Regions from separate parts of the Mus musculus genome. Here region 2 is linked to region 1. Evidence: chromatin loops called from intact Hi-C (ENCODE). Cell type or tissue: gastrocnemius. All regions are shown on one strand.

Region 1 (8,000 bases):
ATCTGAGGATTCTAGTTGTACTACAGACTTAAAACTTTTATTATATTTGTTTAGCATAAATGCCCATGAGCATGGACATGTGTGCACATACGCGTGCCATAGCTCACGAGGAGGTCAGAGGACAACTTGCATCTTCCACAGTGTGGGTCCTGGAGATTGAAGTGAGGTCATTAGCCCTGATGGCAAGCCCGTTTCCCCAGTCACTGAACCATCTTACTGGCTTTTTACTACCCCTTTTGACAGCACCAAGTGTTTTCACTGTCATAGTATCGGTTAATATTAGCAGGCCCATCACTGTACCTGTTTCCATGGGAGAAATTTCCCAGGGCTAACCACAAGAGCAGCTCTGGTTTTCCCAATGGGGGCTGGGACTCCTGTGCCACTATTGCTATCTTGTCTGCTTGCATGGTTAGGAAACTCAGAACACAGATCATGACTCTCTTCCAACCAGCACGGAGTCTCAACTCCATATTTATGGTTCTTTCATCCCTCTTCTGCATCCTTAATGTCCTTGCTCTGTAGCTGGTCATGTGATGAGCCTCTGGAGGGGCCAGATCACAGGCAGACACAAATGTGAGGCGGTAAGGCCATTAACCTGTAATATAGGCATAACAGGGCAAGGGGTTTCAAGACCAGGATCTCTGACACAGGCATGACAATACTGCATTTTACACAGGGCATGACAATCCCAGAGGGGACACAGAGGAGTAACTACAGGAGCGGCACCTTATATAGTTCAATCATTTTTAATTATCACTTTTTCTGTGTGTGTGTGTGTGTGTGTGTGTGTGTGTCTGTATGTGTGTGTAGGACAGGGATCCACGCCAAGTATCCTCTCTACCACTCTCTACCTTAGCTTTTGAGATATAGGGTCTTCCTCTGGGATTGAGGGCTCTCCAACTAGGCTAGGTTGGTGGACTAGCATGCCCCCCCCCCCAATTCTTCTATCTCTATGTCCCTAACACTCGGATTATAGGCACTTGGGTGTAACACATTTTACATTCATGTTGAATCTGAACTCAGGTCTTCATATACAATTGCAAGCACTTTTCCAAGTAAGCCGCCCTGGCAAGCCCATGAAATAAAGCTGATTTTGTCTCATTTCCCTCCCAAAGTGGGCTTACGATATTTGTGCAGATTCTCTGAGCATCCCATGAGCTATCTCTTCCCTCCCCCTGGCCACCACTGAGATAAGGCAAGGCTGTCTGTCTATTTTCCACCTTGAAGTTACTCAGCTCCCTAAATGTGCCAAAGTGGGCAGTCTTCACACCCACTCAAAGATCTCAGTGTCTTGTTATCTATTCACCTCTTTCCATCCCACTTAACTAATGCGAGTTTAGTTCATGGCAATATCAGCTGTCCCTCTGATTAAGGACAGACTACTTGACTTCCCAAGTCCTCAGACATCACAGAAGGAAACCAAGGCACATGAAGACTGAGTATGTCGAATCCAAGAATTAACAGGCTCCTGGTGCCTGTTTATTGCACAGAGGAGTTAAGTCAGCCAAAGCATTGGTGTGGGTAAAAACCATCACCAATGTAATGAAAAGAGCCTTATCTCTAAAGAAAGCTCCTGAGGTTCGCACCTGACCAGTGGGGATACAGGCATAGCATCTCTTCTGGCAGGACACTGTGCAGCTTCATCTCTCTGACCATGGATGTCTGCAGAGCAATTAGCCAGAAGGGAAGAATGCCTGGGGGATTCTGAGCCAGCTTAAAATCAAACGCGTCTGAGGAATGAAACAAGCCAAAGCCATTGGGAGGTTCTGAAACTCACGTATTGAGCATTTACTAAGCACTGGGCTCTGTACACACACACACACACACACACACACACACACACACACATACACACATCTGCATGCACACATTTCACAAGGATTCTTTAAGGTAGAGGTTATTATCATTTCTATTTTAAAGTTTTTTATTTTTAAGGATGAGTATGTGTGGGCGTCTGTGGGTGGGTATGTGCACATGAGTGCAAGTCCTTGCAGAGGCCAGAAGGGGGTGTTGGGCTCCTTGGAACTGTGGACTGCCAGACATGGGAATCAAACTCAGGTCCTTCTGCAAAGGACAGGACATTCTTTTAATAGTTGAGCCATCTCTCCAGCCCCTCATTCCCATTTTGTAAATAGGGGTGTGCCTTGTGAATGCAAATGCATCCACCTCACAAGTGGCAGAGCCAAGATGTAATCCAGGTCCCCTTGTCTCCCCAGTGCCACCGCATAAACGTTTCATTATATCACCTCACCAAAAACACCATCTCAGTAAACACCAACGAAGGAGGCCTGCTGGTGCATCCCTACTTTGGCAGACGGCCTCCTCTCTGGACTTCTTTCAGGAGCATGGTTGTCCAAGCCACAGTAATTATGATAGTCTCCTCTGGACAGGGATCAGAACCTTATCTTTTCAGTCCACAGCAAGACCAAGCTTTCCCAAGTCCCAACTCTGAGCAAGCAGGGTCTTTGCTCTCACACACGCTATATTCAAGTAGCAAGAGAGGCAATTGGTACTCAGTGAGGAAGCGCTCTGGCTGCACTCAGACAGAAGCCTTCCAGTAGAACCTGGAGACGCAAGAGACAACTGTTGCTACTGGACACTGGTTGGTCCCAGGAGGTCTCTGAGCAGGGGCATCTTGTTCAGAAGCCCCAAATGTCATCTGCAGAGATGGAAGCAAGTCTGTGAGATGTGGGTGAACTTCCTGTAGTGAGATGTGGGGGTGGAAAGAGGCCAACTCATAGGGACAAAATCGGGATGGTACACAAGGCCTAGTTACAGGACTGAAGGTGGGTTTGGCTCCAAGTGTGATGGCGGTCTCAAGGGAGAATGGTCTATTTTAGAGCTTCCTGGGATTTCCTGTGTTGTGAATAAGAGGAGATAAAGCATGGTAGCCCGGTGAGATTTCCCACTGAGCCCCTCAGGGTCTGAGCCCCACAACTGCCAATGTACTGTCCACCTGCCCCCTCCCCCACCCCAACACCAGGAGTCTGTGCCATTGTGTTCCCAAAGACTCCTAGCCAGTCTTTGCACCGGCACCGGCTTGCTTCCCCTTTCAGTCCTGGTACACCACTGCTCCTGATGGGTTCTTGTGTCGCCCTTACAGATCATAAGGCAGCAGTTTCCTCAGCTAACCACCAGAAGACTCGGGACCCGAGGACAGTCAAAGTAAGCACGGAACAGCCACAATGCCTTCATTCACAGCATCTGTCTCTGGACCTCGAGGCCAGACCCCAGGATGCTCCTCAGGAGCATGGTCTGCAGGCCCGTGGGGAGGTCTGTGCCTAGAGTGGGGGACTGTGGAGGAGGTCTATGACAGCCAGCTTCTCTCTCAGCACCCTTGAGAGGGAGAGGAGAGAGAGGGAGAGAGCCTGGCCATCCAAAAACCTTTGGCCCAGCTGCTCGATGCCATCTGACTCTGTGCCTCCTTGTCCTCGGTTGTCCTCTGTAAAGCAATCTTTACATATTTCCAAGGAGCCCTGTGATCTCTCAGACCATTTCCAGGTTGCTTGGAGTGTTGAAGTAACCTCTGCTCTGAGAGCATACAGTGGGCCACAGGCACAGACCAGCTCCAACAACGTGGGGGGATGGGCACGTGTTTCCTCCCCCTCTGGCTCTGTGGTTCCTTCCAGCCAGCCAACACTTGAGGAGACAGAGGTCCTGCTCTGCAAGCTCAAGCTCACCACAATCCTCTTGTCTGGACCTCTCGCATGAGATCATAGTCCTGAACCATCACGCCTGGCTTGCCAGGGACGTTCTGATATGTAAGACAGACATGAAAAGAAGACTCAATGTTTCACATCATAGCAGAGAGTAAGAAAAGGGGAGGGAGAGGCACGGGGAAGATCTTTTGGAGGAGATGATGGTAAAGAGCAGAGGAAGTGAAGTCGTCCCCCCCCCCCCCCCCCCCCCGAGAATTCCTGTCTCCCAGGTGTGTATCAGAAAGGGGGGCTCAGCCCGTCCTACTCCATCAAAGATACACAGCAGTTGCCTCTCAGGATAGTTTAGAAACTTTCAGGGGTCAGGAAGTGTCACTTGGAAGAGAGGTGGCCACACAAGTGTGGCCAACCCAGTTCAACAGCTCCCTTTCCTGGGAGACTTCTAAGAACCTTTATCATGCTAATGTGCACCTTGACTCCACTAGAGGGTGCCTTCTTCTTATGCGGCATTCTAGACCTTTGACAACTGTAAGTGAGAAGGCAGCACAGTGAGCCAGCAAACCCGAAAACCTCTTCAAAAGGAAGGAACATCACATCTCCACATAGGTTGCAGAAGTCATGTCTGGACAGAGGGGGTTAGGGGTTCAGCGTTGTGGAGGGGGAGGGTTGGAAGCACACCCACACACTATTACCCCAGAGACAGAGCCACTGAGCAGTAGAACTTGGGTTTTTGTTGTGGAAGGGAAGGGAAGAAAACAGATGATCAAAGTTGGGAAAACCCTGTTATTGGTAAACTCTGAAAATAAGACTGTGTGTGTGTCTGAATCTATGTGTATATATCTGTGTGTGTGTCTATGTGTTTGTATGTCTGTGTCTATGTGTATATGTGCCTGTGTGTCTATATATTTGTGTATAGGTGTCTATGCATATGTGTGTGTGTGTATCTATTTTTATTTGTGTCTATGTCTCTGCATATGTCTATCTGTGTCTATATGTGTATCTCTCTCTCTCTCTCTCTCTCTCTCTCTCTCTCTCTCTCTGTGTGTGTGTGTGTGTGTGTTTATCAGAAGCTCTTGAGAGAAATTCCAAAGGACTGTCCAGAAAATTTTTGAACAAAGGACATCTTGAGATAATTTCTCAGTGATTTCTTTCCCAGGGTGACTACACTGAAGAACAAACTACTTCATTTATAAAGAAAAAGTCTGGTGTTTTGTTTAAAAGCAAGGTTGTAAGAATAGAGTGCAAAAATCTTTTTTTTTCTTTTTTTTTATTATTATTAGGTATTTTCCTCGTTTACATTTTCAATCTTTTTTTTTTTTAATTGTTTGCTGGTGATCAAAAGTGGATAATTCAAAATCTCGGTCGAACCAGATTTAAGCTACTCCAGGTGACATCTTTCAGTCTTCCCAGGATTTTGGAGTCTGAGGCAGGAGTGTGAGGCCACATGTTTAAAAGCCAGCCACCTGAGTTACATAGCAAGACCTTGTCAAGGTGGGGAAGAAGATGAATACAAAGATGCTGGATAAATAGGAAAGTATGGAAATGTTTGTCTAGCCTGTGGTCTTTGGAAAACCACTGGCTCCAATATGCAGTTTCTGATTTCTAAGGAGAATAGGAATGGTAGAAAGAGTTGGTAAATGTGGAGAACCAGAAAGGGTAGAAATAGAAGGAGCATGCACTTGGAGAACAGTCCCCTCTGAGGAAAGCCTGGTTTCTGTTCCTCTTTTTCTTTCACCTACATGGTGGCAAATTAGGCATCATCCATTTTTAAAGTTCTACACACAGCCATATTCTACTGTCTCCACGAGGACCCCCCATGCCCAGCCAATCTAAAGGCAATGGGATGTTTCAAGCTGCAAACTGAGTCTCCAGGCTGCAGCGTGGCCTGTCAACATCCCTCAGCAAGTCCACTCCTATAGATGAGACATAGGTATGTCTAGCAAGGAGTGCTGACTCTCCCTTCAGAACCTAAGTAGCAAAACCAAGACGGGACCAGACCAGAATAGTGTAGCTTTCCTGTAATTGAAGATCTATGCTACATGCATAGATTAACCAGGAAATAAATGGTTCTATCTTATGATAATGTAACTATCTCATAATGTCATATTAAGATATGGCTGTCTTGACCTTAAGTTATAAGAAACATTTTAAAGCTAAGGGGGTATGCTATATAACTGTCTTTCCACCACAAGGTACCTCTGGAGTCCCTGGAACCAGCCCCTCCCCCACAGATTGCCCACAGACGGAAAGGCAGTTATGTGACAGTTGAGAAGTAGAAGGCCCAGACGGTAGATATTAGCTCAACACAAAGAACTTTCTGGTAACTACATCGGCTGAAAATGAACTGGGCTGCCTTCGGAGGGCCTGAGTTCTTCATCCCAGGAGGCATGAAGATGGAGGCAAGCTGCCCACTGGGCAGAAATTTCACAGAATGGTACCAGCAGGAAGGGGGCTGTGAAAGGGAAGGTTACACGCACCCATCTCTCCCTCCCCGTAAACAACTTTCCCCCAAATCAAAATGCTTCCCCATTCCCATCACCGTGTATCTGTGGATAGAGAAAAGTAGCTGAGATGTTATTTGGTGTTTCTGAAAACGAGGGCTCGTGACTACAGTAGCATTACCACTGTACCGTGAAACCCCACCCTAGATTCACGAAATCGGAATCTTGGGGGTCAGGATGCTGCCGTGTGCACTGTGGGTGATTCTGACTGTTAATAAAGCTTGGGAATCACTGGCTGATTTAGAGGCACAAAGCCCGAGTTAGAAGTTCAGATCCTGCCTCTGGGGCCTTCTCACTGGGTGATCTAGGATGCATCACTTAAATTCTCTAGAGCTTAGTTCCCTTGTTTGTAAGCTGTGAAGCGGGAGTTTACTTCTAGCCTCATGGGGATTTTTGTGAGAGAAGATTCTGTGTGTCGAGTCCTTCATGCCATGGACCTGAAGCTGGAGAGCCTCACTCCGTGGTGGCTTATGTTGTTCAAGGCTGACTCATGGACCTCATTCTCAGACTTTGAATCAGTGTGGGGGATGGGGCCTAGGAACCTGCACGTTTATTATTAAACTCCAAAAGTTGATGCACACACGCTGTTTACTGTTAGCGCTGCACAGTGGCTGTGTAGGCAAACAGACTACTGGTTCACAACCTATCCTTGCCTGAAACTGATCCATGCTCGTGAGCAAATTGCTTGATTTTTTTTTTTTTTTTTTTTTTTTTTTTTTTGCCACCTTTTCCATTTTCTCACCTTTAGGAGTGACCACAGCAGTCCTTAATTTATAAGCTCATTTTCAAGTTAGTGTGAATAAAGTACTTTGCAAAGTGCTCGGAGCTTAAGTATTCAGTAGATAGTTAGCTGAAGTACAAAGCACCACCCCGCCTCCACCTCCAGCAGACACAGCTTCCTCCTGTCCCTCTTCAGGTGTAAATGGAAGTTGTGTCTGAGTATTATGCCCATTGTGAGTTAATGCAAAGTTCTGGTCTTTGGCATTCAGGGTCAAGTGAGGTACTGGATGAATCTCTTTAAAATTAAAGCTTTTGCTGGGTGGCACACACCTTTGATCGTAGCACTTGGTGGTGGGGGTGGGGGTGCAGAATCTCTGAAATGAGGGTCTGGGAGTTTGAGGCCAGAATGGTCTAAATAGCCATTTCCAGGCCAGTCAGGGTTACACAGTCAAACCTCGTCTCCAAATTTATAATAATACAAGAAAAAAATTAAAATCATAGCTCTTTGAGGCTAGCCTTTACTGAAGAAGATAATCATGGCCAGGTAAAGTTTTATTCTTGATGTATGAACACATTCTGTGCCTGGGTCCCCACAAAGATGGACACTCAAATGTTAGGCATCTTTGGGAAGGTATTTGGTAGACATTCGAGATCAGGTATAAATGGAACATTTCTCATCCCTCCTTTGCTTTGCAAAGTATTTGACTTAACATTTTCTGTAGGAGGCAATTTTAGTTATTTTTACCTGTCTGATTGATGGCTGGCAACATGGAACTTTGGCTTAATTGTAGATTTCAGAGATGTCAAGCCTCAGAGAAGCGTTAACTCTTTTAGCCCCAGGTTTGGATGTGTCCAGACATGCTTGGCTTTGGACAACATCCTCCAACCCAAAAAACCTCCATCTAAAAATGACCCATGTGGGCCCGTCTGTCTCTTTCCCGGTGGCCCAGGTACCATTACTATGGCATAGCGGTGAAGGAGAGCTCCCAGTATTATGATGTGATGTACTCAAAGAAAGGAGCTGCCTGGGTGAGCGAGACGGGCAAGAGAGAAGTCACCAAGCAGACGGTGGCATATTCTCCCCGGTCCAAGCTTGGGACATTGCTGCCAGACTTTCCAAACG
Region 2 (8,000 bases), 190 kb before region 1:
CTGTAGTCTGAGGATTTGGGAGGTGGGAGGGCCAGTTCAGGGCCAATCTGTACTGGTACTCTGGCCCTCAGGCGCTCCTGGCCCTCACCTACTTGCATTGGGTATGGAAGAGGTGGTGAGCTTTTCTTGTTTCCCTTGGGCAGGTGGCTACTTCATTGTTAAAGGAGTGGAAAAAGTCATTCTTATCCAAGAGCAGCTGTCCAAGAACAGGATCATTGTGGAGGCCGACAGGAAAGGAGCCGTTGGAGCCTCAGTTACCAGGTATGGGAAACAGGTGGGGTTTTTCCAAATACTCATCATTTTAGCATAGTGGGTGGTTGCCATCTCATGTGAAGAGGGTGGTATTTCTCTCCATAGCAGGCAGTGTGTGTACAATTCATTGTGGATGCGTCTATAAACACAGTATTGGTTTTAAGATTTCAGCAAGGGAAATGTGCAACAGCGTTTGGAAGGGCACTAGTTAATTTAAGTTGTGTTCTTTATTAAGTTATAGCAGTAAAGAAACTTCAAGGAAAAAGACAAACAAGGCACTTTTCAGAGTTTTCATACTCGTTTTCAGGTTTTTGTAAGCAAGGACTGACTGTTCCATGTATAATATTGAATGAGCTGTACCGTGGACTTGTTGGTGTACCGTGTTAGCTGCCCAGCCTGGCTTTTTTCCCAGTGTGCCCATAATCTAAGCAGTGGCAGCCTGTAGGGCTCTTACAACTTCTATTCTCATGTGATTTGAAACCTGAGGACTGTGAGGACGGGAAATTATAGCATAGGTGAGACATGGCATGCAGTAGTTAATCTTGTGGTGGCCTGAGATGAACCTGTTAACACAGAGTTCCACAGGTTTCTTTCTAGTGGAGAGGCAGTTAGCAATGATGGCCTTTAATCAAAGACTTAGTAGAAACCAGTCATTTTCTTTGGTACATCATGGTTTTGTTTGTTTGTTTGTTCTGATTTTTCAGGACAGGGTTTCACTATATAACAGCCTTGACTATCCTGGAACTTGCTTTTAGACCAGGCTGACCTCAGACTCACAGATCTGTCTGCCTCTGAGACTCTGGAGTAGGTAGTCATGTAACTTCTAGATTTCATCGCCCATGATTTAGAGGGGCCCTCAGTAGGTGTTGTCATGTGTGTCACATGGCAACAGTGGAGTGGGCAGTTAATATCTGCCACTGTTGTGGTTGAATAGAGCTTTTGGAGTGCTTTCTAGTCTGTTAGGAATCTCAGAACAGAGACGCCTATAGAACGAGCTAAATTAGGGTAACTTTACCTTTCATTCTGTGCCAGTACTGTGGTTAACTTTTCTCGATTACTAATTTTAAAATTTTCTTCTTAGAAAGTGGCCTGGGCCATTTTGAGATTGAAAATAAGTAATCATGAATCTCAGTAACTCAGGTGGAATAACTGTGAGTTGTGTTCCAAGCCGGACAGAGGCACGTGGCTGTAGTCCTAGCACTGGCTCTGAGGAGGCAGGAGGAGGAGCAGGAGTTCAAGGCCAGCCAGCGAACCAGGCACACAGGGCAAAGGAAGGCGAATTAGGTCAAAGGAGGAAACCTTCTCATCCATCCACAAAATTCCCACCATAATCTTGAAAATGACATGAAATAGTTGTAGTGTTTTTAAGTGTTCCCAGAAGAAAAGGAAGGAAGGGAGGGAGGGAGGGAGGGAGGGAGGGAGGGAGGGAGGGAGGGAGGGAGGAGGGAGTGTATCTTTAGAGCTAATGAATTAGAGACAGTTTTATTTGCTGAGCAGCTGTGCCTGACTAGATAACTAGCATTGCTGTTGAAGTTCCTGGGGAGGGGTGCAGCTTAACTCGTGTCTGTTTACTTACAGCTCCACCCATGAGAAGAAAAGCAGAACCAACATGGCCGTGAAACAGGGTCGATTCTATCTGAGGCACAACACCCTGTCTGAAGATATCCCCATTGTCATCATATTTAAGGTAAAGCTGCAGCTCTCTTACTGAAAACTACACAGAATTCCTCTGGTTTGGTTTCTATATTAATCAAAATGTTTATCACATTTTATCTATTTTTTGTGCCTTCATGTAAGTGTTGACATGTATGTATGTGTGAATGTGCACAGTGTATGTGTGGAGGCCACAGGGCAATCTGTAGAAGTCAGTTCTTCCACCATGTGGATTCCAGATGAACTCATCAGGCCTGACAGTAGCACCTTTACCCGCCCAGCTATCTCACCAGACCTAGTGTTCTTTCATACATAATTAGCATTTTGGTAGGTAGTGATGAGTAAGCCTTTCTCTACCCTCTCCCTAACCAGACAGTGCTACCAAACACCACCCTATTACTGTCTCCCATGAGTCTTTCAGGAGCTAGTTTGCATATTCATGAATAGAAATAGATCTGTTTTGTTGATGCATGCAGTGCACATTATTTTACACTTAGCTCTTTTTTGGCTTTGTAACTCACATCTTGGATGTGCCTGATCGTTGTACATGCAAACGTGACTCTGACAAAAGTAAAAGAAGGAAGAAAGGGTTTATTTTGGTTCACAGTTAATCATGGCAGGAAAATTAAAATGGCAGAAGCCTGAAGCAGCTGGTCACATTGCATCCATGGTCAGGGAACAGAAGGATAGATGTGTTTGCTCAGTTCACTTCCTCCTTTTCATGAAGTCTGAGATCACAGCCCAGGGAATGACATCACCTAGAGTGGCTGTGTCTTGCCACCTCAGTAGTCTAATCAAGACGGTCCCCCAGCATGTCCAGAAGCCTGTCTCCGGGTAGCTTCTAAGTCCCATCAAGTTGTGTGTCGGGACAGACTGTGCATGGCCATGAGAGCCCTTGATGTTACAAACGTGCCCTGACATGTCACAGGGACATCTGTAGGCTCTATCCAGGACATTCTAGATCTGTTCATTCTTATAGACTTCTAGATTCTCTTGTCTCTAAATAAACTGGTATCTTTACTATACAACTAGATGCTTAAAAGTTTGTTCGAAGTGTTGGCTTAGAACCTGAAAAGCAGTTTCCTGTAGAAATGCTGAATTGATGCTGTTCTCGGAGAGCTCCTGTGGCCACTTACCATGTGTGAGGTGTACATGTGTATAGCGTGGAGCTTGATGACTAGCTTGGCTGATCAAGAGCCCAGATGGTCTCAGGAGGCTCAGCACAGCATGCCAAATGATCCTAGACACTAGCACTGCTCGGTGGCCGCCCTTCCGGTTCACTTTAGGACTTAGCATTCCTGAGCCATAGTTGCTTTATAGTAGAAATCCCTTCTATCAGCAGGCAGAAATCTCCAGCAGTGGCAGTAAGCTGGTTAAAACGGAAAATCATTTGGGGTAACAAGAGACTGAGCCTCTACTAAAGAAAGATGTTCCCAGAGAGCATGAGAGTCAGGGAATCCGACTTCAAGTCTGGTTTGTAGTTTCCGATGGGCTCTGCCCTTGGTCATTCTCAGGTATGGACTGGATGCTGACTAGACAGGTTCTTTAACTTGAGAAATAACTGTATTTGAGATGCAGTCATATGAAAGTGATTCTGTGGGATATTTTTTATGTTTAGCTTAATATGCTTCTGAGTTTTAGAAAGGATTGAGTCATTAATTTTCTTTACCAGGTGACAGTGATAGTCAGAGGACCATTTCATCAGTAGTCCAGAGAGTCTCACACATGTCTGCTGTCTTCCTTTCTTTGAAGTTTGGATGTTCACGCACAGAAGGAATTGTGTGTGTGTTTGTGTGTGTGTGTGTGTGTGTGTGTGTGTGTGTGTGTGTATTATAATATAACAAGTCTGTGTGATGGCTTTTCTTAGAGGAATCCTACAGCTCCCAAAGTGTCTCATGTACATACACAATGATGGAGAAATGTTATTTGCCAGCTTCGAATTATATCTTCAGCAGAGGGCAGTATGTCTCCATGTATCCATGGGACTTTTTTTTTCCCCCAAAGTTTTTGAATGTGAATAGCATTTCTGTTTTTAGACTAAGAGTGTTAATTACACAGAAAGTATATGATCTTTTTACCATGTGTAATGAGATGCATACATGGATTAAAAATCTGGAAAGCTTTTAACATTCCTTTTTTTATCTACATGACCAAAGTTTAATAAAACAATTTCTCCTGTTACAGATTTGTTTAATATTTATGTTGAAAATATAAACAGATATAGCTGACTTAAATTCTATCTAAAAAAAAAAGAAAGGCTATGAGTTAACAGTTTGTCGTTTTTATGATGTAGCCAGTTGAAAAATGAAGAGACGCTCTAAAGGGTGAAGCTTGTTTCTGTTATACAGCTCTTTTTCTTGTGACTTGTAATGAACGTAACAACTTATTTGTATTTTACTTACAGTAGACGATGGCTTCTGTCTGCACCTTCATCGTTAGGGATTTTTATGTGTGTAATTTATTTTTCAGTTTCCTAAAGTAGGATTTTAGGTATATTTTTCTTTTTTTTTTTTCAACTCAGGTGTTTTCAGTCTTAGACACATGCTGAGACTTTGAAATGTGGTCATTATTAATGTACTTTCCAAAAATGTGTTTATTAATTGATAGGACAAGCAGTGTCTAACGTTTAAGATAAGCATTTAACCCCCTTTTCTTTTGATCGCATACAGTTGTCACTCTGGGTCTCCCCTTCAGGAGTGTTCAGTCCACTGCTGAAAACTTGTGTTTTTATCACCTCTCACATCTCTCCCTGGGTGGCAGCGCAGGGTCCTGGAGAGTTTACAGACACACAGAGTAGCCTAAATCTCTGCTTCTCCACTTAGTAGCTATGTGATCTTGGGCAGAATTCTCTACCTCTCTGAGTCCTGAGTAACTCATCTTTCAAGAGAAAACTCACCTCTGAAGCCCAAATGAAATCACGTGTTCCCAGGATAGAAGGCTTTTCTCTTTGCTCAGCCTTCCTTACCCACTTTTGTCAGAGCTGAGGAAAATAAACTGGGGCTCTAGGAGAAGCACGTCGTTTCCCCTTGTGTGTGGTGTGGCCCTAACCCAGCCGTTGACAGTCATTAGGACACGATTGTAACCAACAATTGGCTAAAAGCAGCAAAAGTGGCAGGGTTTCCCGATGCCCTGGTGAGTCTGAGTCTGACCATTTGGGCTTGTGAGGCCTGGAGCAGCCGTATTTATGGGTCTGAATCACCGCCTAGGTTCTCCTGCCCGTGAATCTTCCCCTTTCCCATTTTATGTCACAAGCTTTCAGCACTGGCACTGCAGTGGCATCTGTAGCCCCAAAGGATCTTGGGAGCGAGGCTTTGTTTCTAGGATACCAACTTCTATGGGTGCTTTTTGTCTTTAAAGAGAAACAACTGCAGATTTAAAGGAGTCATCGATGTTCCCTTATCTACCAGGACTGCTGCTAGCAATAAATAATTTCAGCTACTTTACAGAAAACCAGAGCTTGGCTGTATTTCTTAGTCGCCTTCATCAGAATCCTTACACAGTGTATATCAGTGTCTCTCCATAGGTTCAAGTCATTCTCCCATGCTCACTAGTGTTTTCTTTTTCCTACCTTTAAAAGTTATACTTTGTCTATGTTTGAGAACAGTTTCATGCTACTTTTTTTTTTAAGATTTATTTATTTATTATATGTAAGTACACTATAGCTGTCTTCAGACACACCAGAAGAGGGAGTCAGATCTCATTACGGAAGGTTGTGAGCCACCATGTGGTTGCTGGGATTTGAACTCAGGACCTTTGGAAGAGCAGTCTGGTGCTCTTACCTGTTGAGCCATCTCACCAGCCCATCATGCCACTTTCTAACTGACCATGTGACCATTGGTGACTTTCAGACAAACATTATCTCGGCCATTTTTCCCTAAGGTTATTATTGTACAGCATTTTCTCCTGACTTATTTATTAGTGGGAATGATGAGGTTTCAGGAGTACAAAGAGTTCCACGGAATGCTACTTTTCAGGTGCCTAAATTATGTCTGTAAAGCAAAATGGGTGGGCATTTTGTTTGTTTCCATGGCGACGCGATCATCTGTTTGTAGCCATGGCTGCTGAAGGCTAAACAGTCTTTTTGCTGGAGCTCCTTTGGTGATCCTTGCTGAGATAGGGCTCCGAGATTCAGTGACTTGATAGGACGAGCTCAGGCTTTGGCTGGAAAGCTTTGGCGGTGCGCATGCTTTCTGCTTATGGTCTCGTTCACCATTGCTTGGCCTGGTTTCTTTCCCAGCTTAGGCATGTGTGGAGGCCCAAGTATTCTGATTAGATATATTTTAAACCACTCCAAAGTGATAAACAATTTAAAAACTGCCACTTACATTCCACACCAGGACACCTTAAGTGGCCAACTAAATGATGATCGAGAAATGATTTGTTTTTATTAAATTTGTTCCTGTTAAACACCAAAGTAGGCAATCAAGTTTGTAATCTCTTTGTATTTAGAGGCTACTGAAGTAAAAACTTCTAATATAAGCCCAGTGGACTTATTTAATGGTTCATATGTTAGCATGCCTGTTTTTTTTTCCTTTGTTTAAAAAGTTAAAACTGGTCACTTTTTGAGCTGCTAACCGATTAATCATAAAAGGCTGCTTTAATGAATGTGTATGTTTTTAACATAATGACATTTATTGTTATAAGCTACTTGAATAAATGCTTCTTATCACGTTAGAGATAGAAGGACTATAGAAATTAATAAAAATGGGATCTGAGTCTTCAGAATTTATTTGTAAAGGGAAAGTGTGAAGCCACTTGTGGGAGTGCATGCTTATAATCCTAGCACTCGGGAAGCTGAGGCAGGAGCATTAGGAGTCCACGCCTAGTTTGTCTCAAATAAAATCAGGTTCAACTAGGGGATTTAATTTCTGCTGCTTTTACATTCGCTCTCTGAGCTGTGTCTGAGTTGCCACCCTGTTGTGTGGCTTTCCCTGGGGAGACGTGGACAAGCATGGACAAACCTCAGATGGGTAACATCTGGCCATCGAGACGGTTCCATCTTAGTTTAGCTTGCTAAACTTGCGAGTTTCTTGGGGCTCCTTACAGGAGCATGCCTGACTCAAGGCGGCTGCAGAGCCAAAAGAGCTGTGCCAGTCTAGGTGAGAGCTCACAAGAGCTGCGTTCTTAGAGCTCCCCCAACAGTTTGTTCAGACTTATGTAAGTGGAGAAGGACCTCCTGAGTTTTTACATTTTGTTTTGCTTTTTTTCGAGACAAAGTCTTACTATTTGGCCCTGGCTCATCTACAACTCAGTGTGTAGATCATGCCAGCCTGGAATCCAGGAGATCTGCCTGCCTCTGCCACTTGAGTGCTGAGATTAGAGGCATGCGCCACCACACGCCTGGCCATGTTCTACAATTTTCTGAGTCTTGTAAGCTTCATCAGCTTCCTGAGTCCCTGAAGTTTCTTCAATTTCCTGAGTTTTGTCAGCCTCTCTCTTTGTTTTAGGAGGGGAGATGCCAACTCAGAAATAACTACAAAGCACATCCTTGTTTTGTTGGGCAGCAATGTGGGGGTTACTTGGCTGGGTGGCTCTGGCACACTGTCTTTCTGCTATCGGTCTGTCTGTCTAACTGTTGTCCTCTTGCTGAGTTAGAGCAGGGCAGTGGCCACAGCCAAGATGGGAAGAAGGGTTTTTTTTTATTTTGTTTTTTGTTGTTTTTCCTAACCTCTGAACCTTCTCACATTCTTCATGTGTACCCTCATGATTTGACAGCAGGAACAAGCAGGAAACGACAGAGCCTGTAAAACCAGGCTTCCAAAGCTGAGTCACTTCTTCCCACAGAGGGGAGTCACCAAATGAACTCTGTGATCAGAGGAGTTGGTGCTAGGGGCCGTGGGGACATTTTCAAACTCCCCTCAGTTGGTATAAAAGGGACATATCAGCTTAGTTAGCATCATCCCCCAGGTCTTCAGAATTTTCAAGGTTAAATGTGTGATCATAGAACTTTGAGCTAGAAGAGTGCCATCGCTGCTGCCTCTGTACCTGTGATAGAAGAAAGTACATGATGGTGTTAGAGTTGGCACGGCCTCAGGGAGACTAAGGAGTCACGCCTTCCAGATAGATGGCCACCCTCTCAGTAGTTATAGGACAGT

Evidence for each region. A loop is a pair of places that touch in the nucleus more often than their neighbours do. Peaks named below come from ENCODE experiments on the same cell type or tissue, not always from the same donor. Only the 100,000 strongest peaks of a DNase experiment are listed, where the experiment ranks them.
Region 2: a loop joins it to region 1, with 8 times the contacts of the local background. A loop is called at or near these places in 6 of 42 quality-filtered maps.

What each region holds. Positions count from the first base shown.
Region 1 is chr10:84,832,190-84,840,189 of GRCm38, forward strand. Rfx4 (regulatory factor X, 4 (influences HLA class II expression)) reads left to right here. Exons shown (of 18, transcript NM_001024918.1): 5 at 3,104-3,165; 6 at 7,828-8,000. The region is part of intron 2 of Gm40728 (a long non-coding RNA gene); the gene reads right to left. Among named protein-coding and RNA genes, the nearest start is that of Gm40728, 27 kb to the right of the region's middle. In gastrocnemius, a CTCF peak has its summit at 4,144 (motif pointing right); a DNase peak (open chromatin) is centred at 4,176; H3K27ac peaks cover 183 bases.
Region 2 is chr10:84,637,912-84,645,911 of GRCm38, forward strand. It overlaps Polr3b (polymerase (RNA) III (DNA directed) polypeptide B), which reads left to right. Exons shown (of 28, transcript NM_027423.2): 8 at 144-261; 9 at 1,831-1,939. Among named protein-coding and RNA genes, the nearest start is that of Gm17249, 19 kb to the left of the region's middle. In gastrocnemius, a CTCF peak has its summit at 3,864 (motif pointing right); no DNase peak of the experiment used is centred here.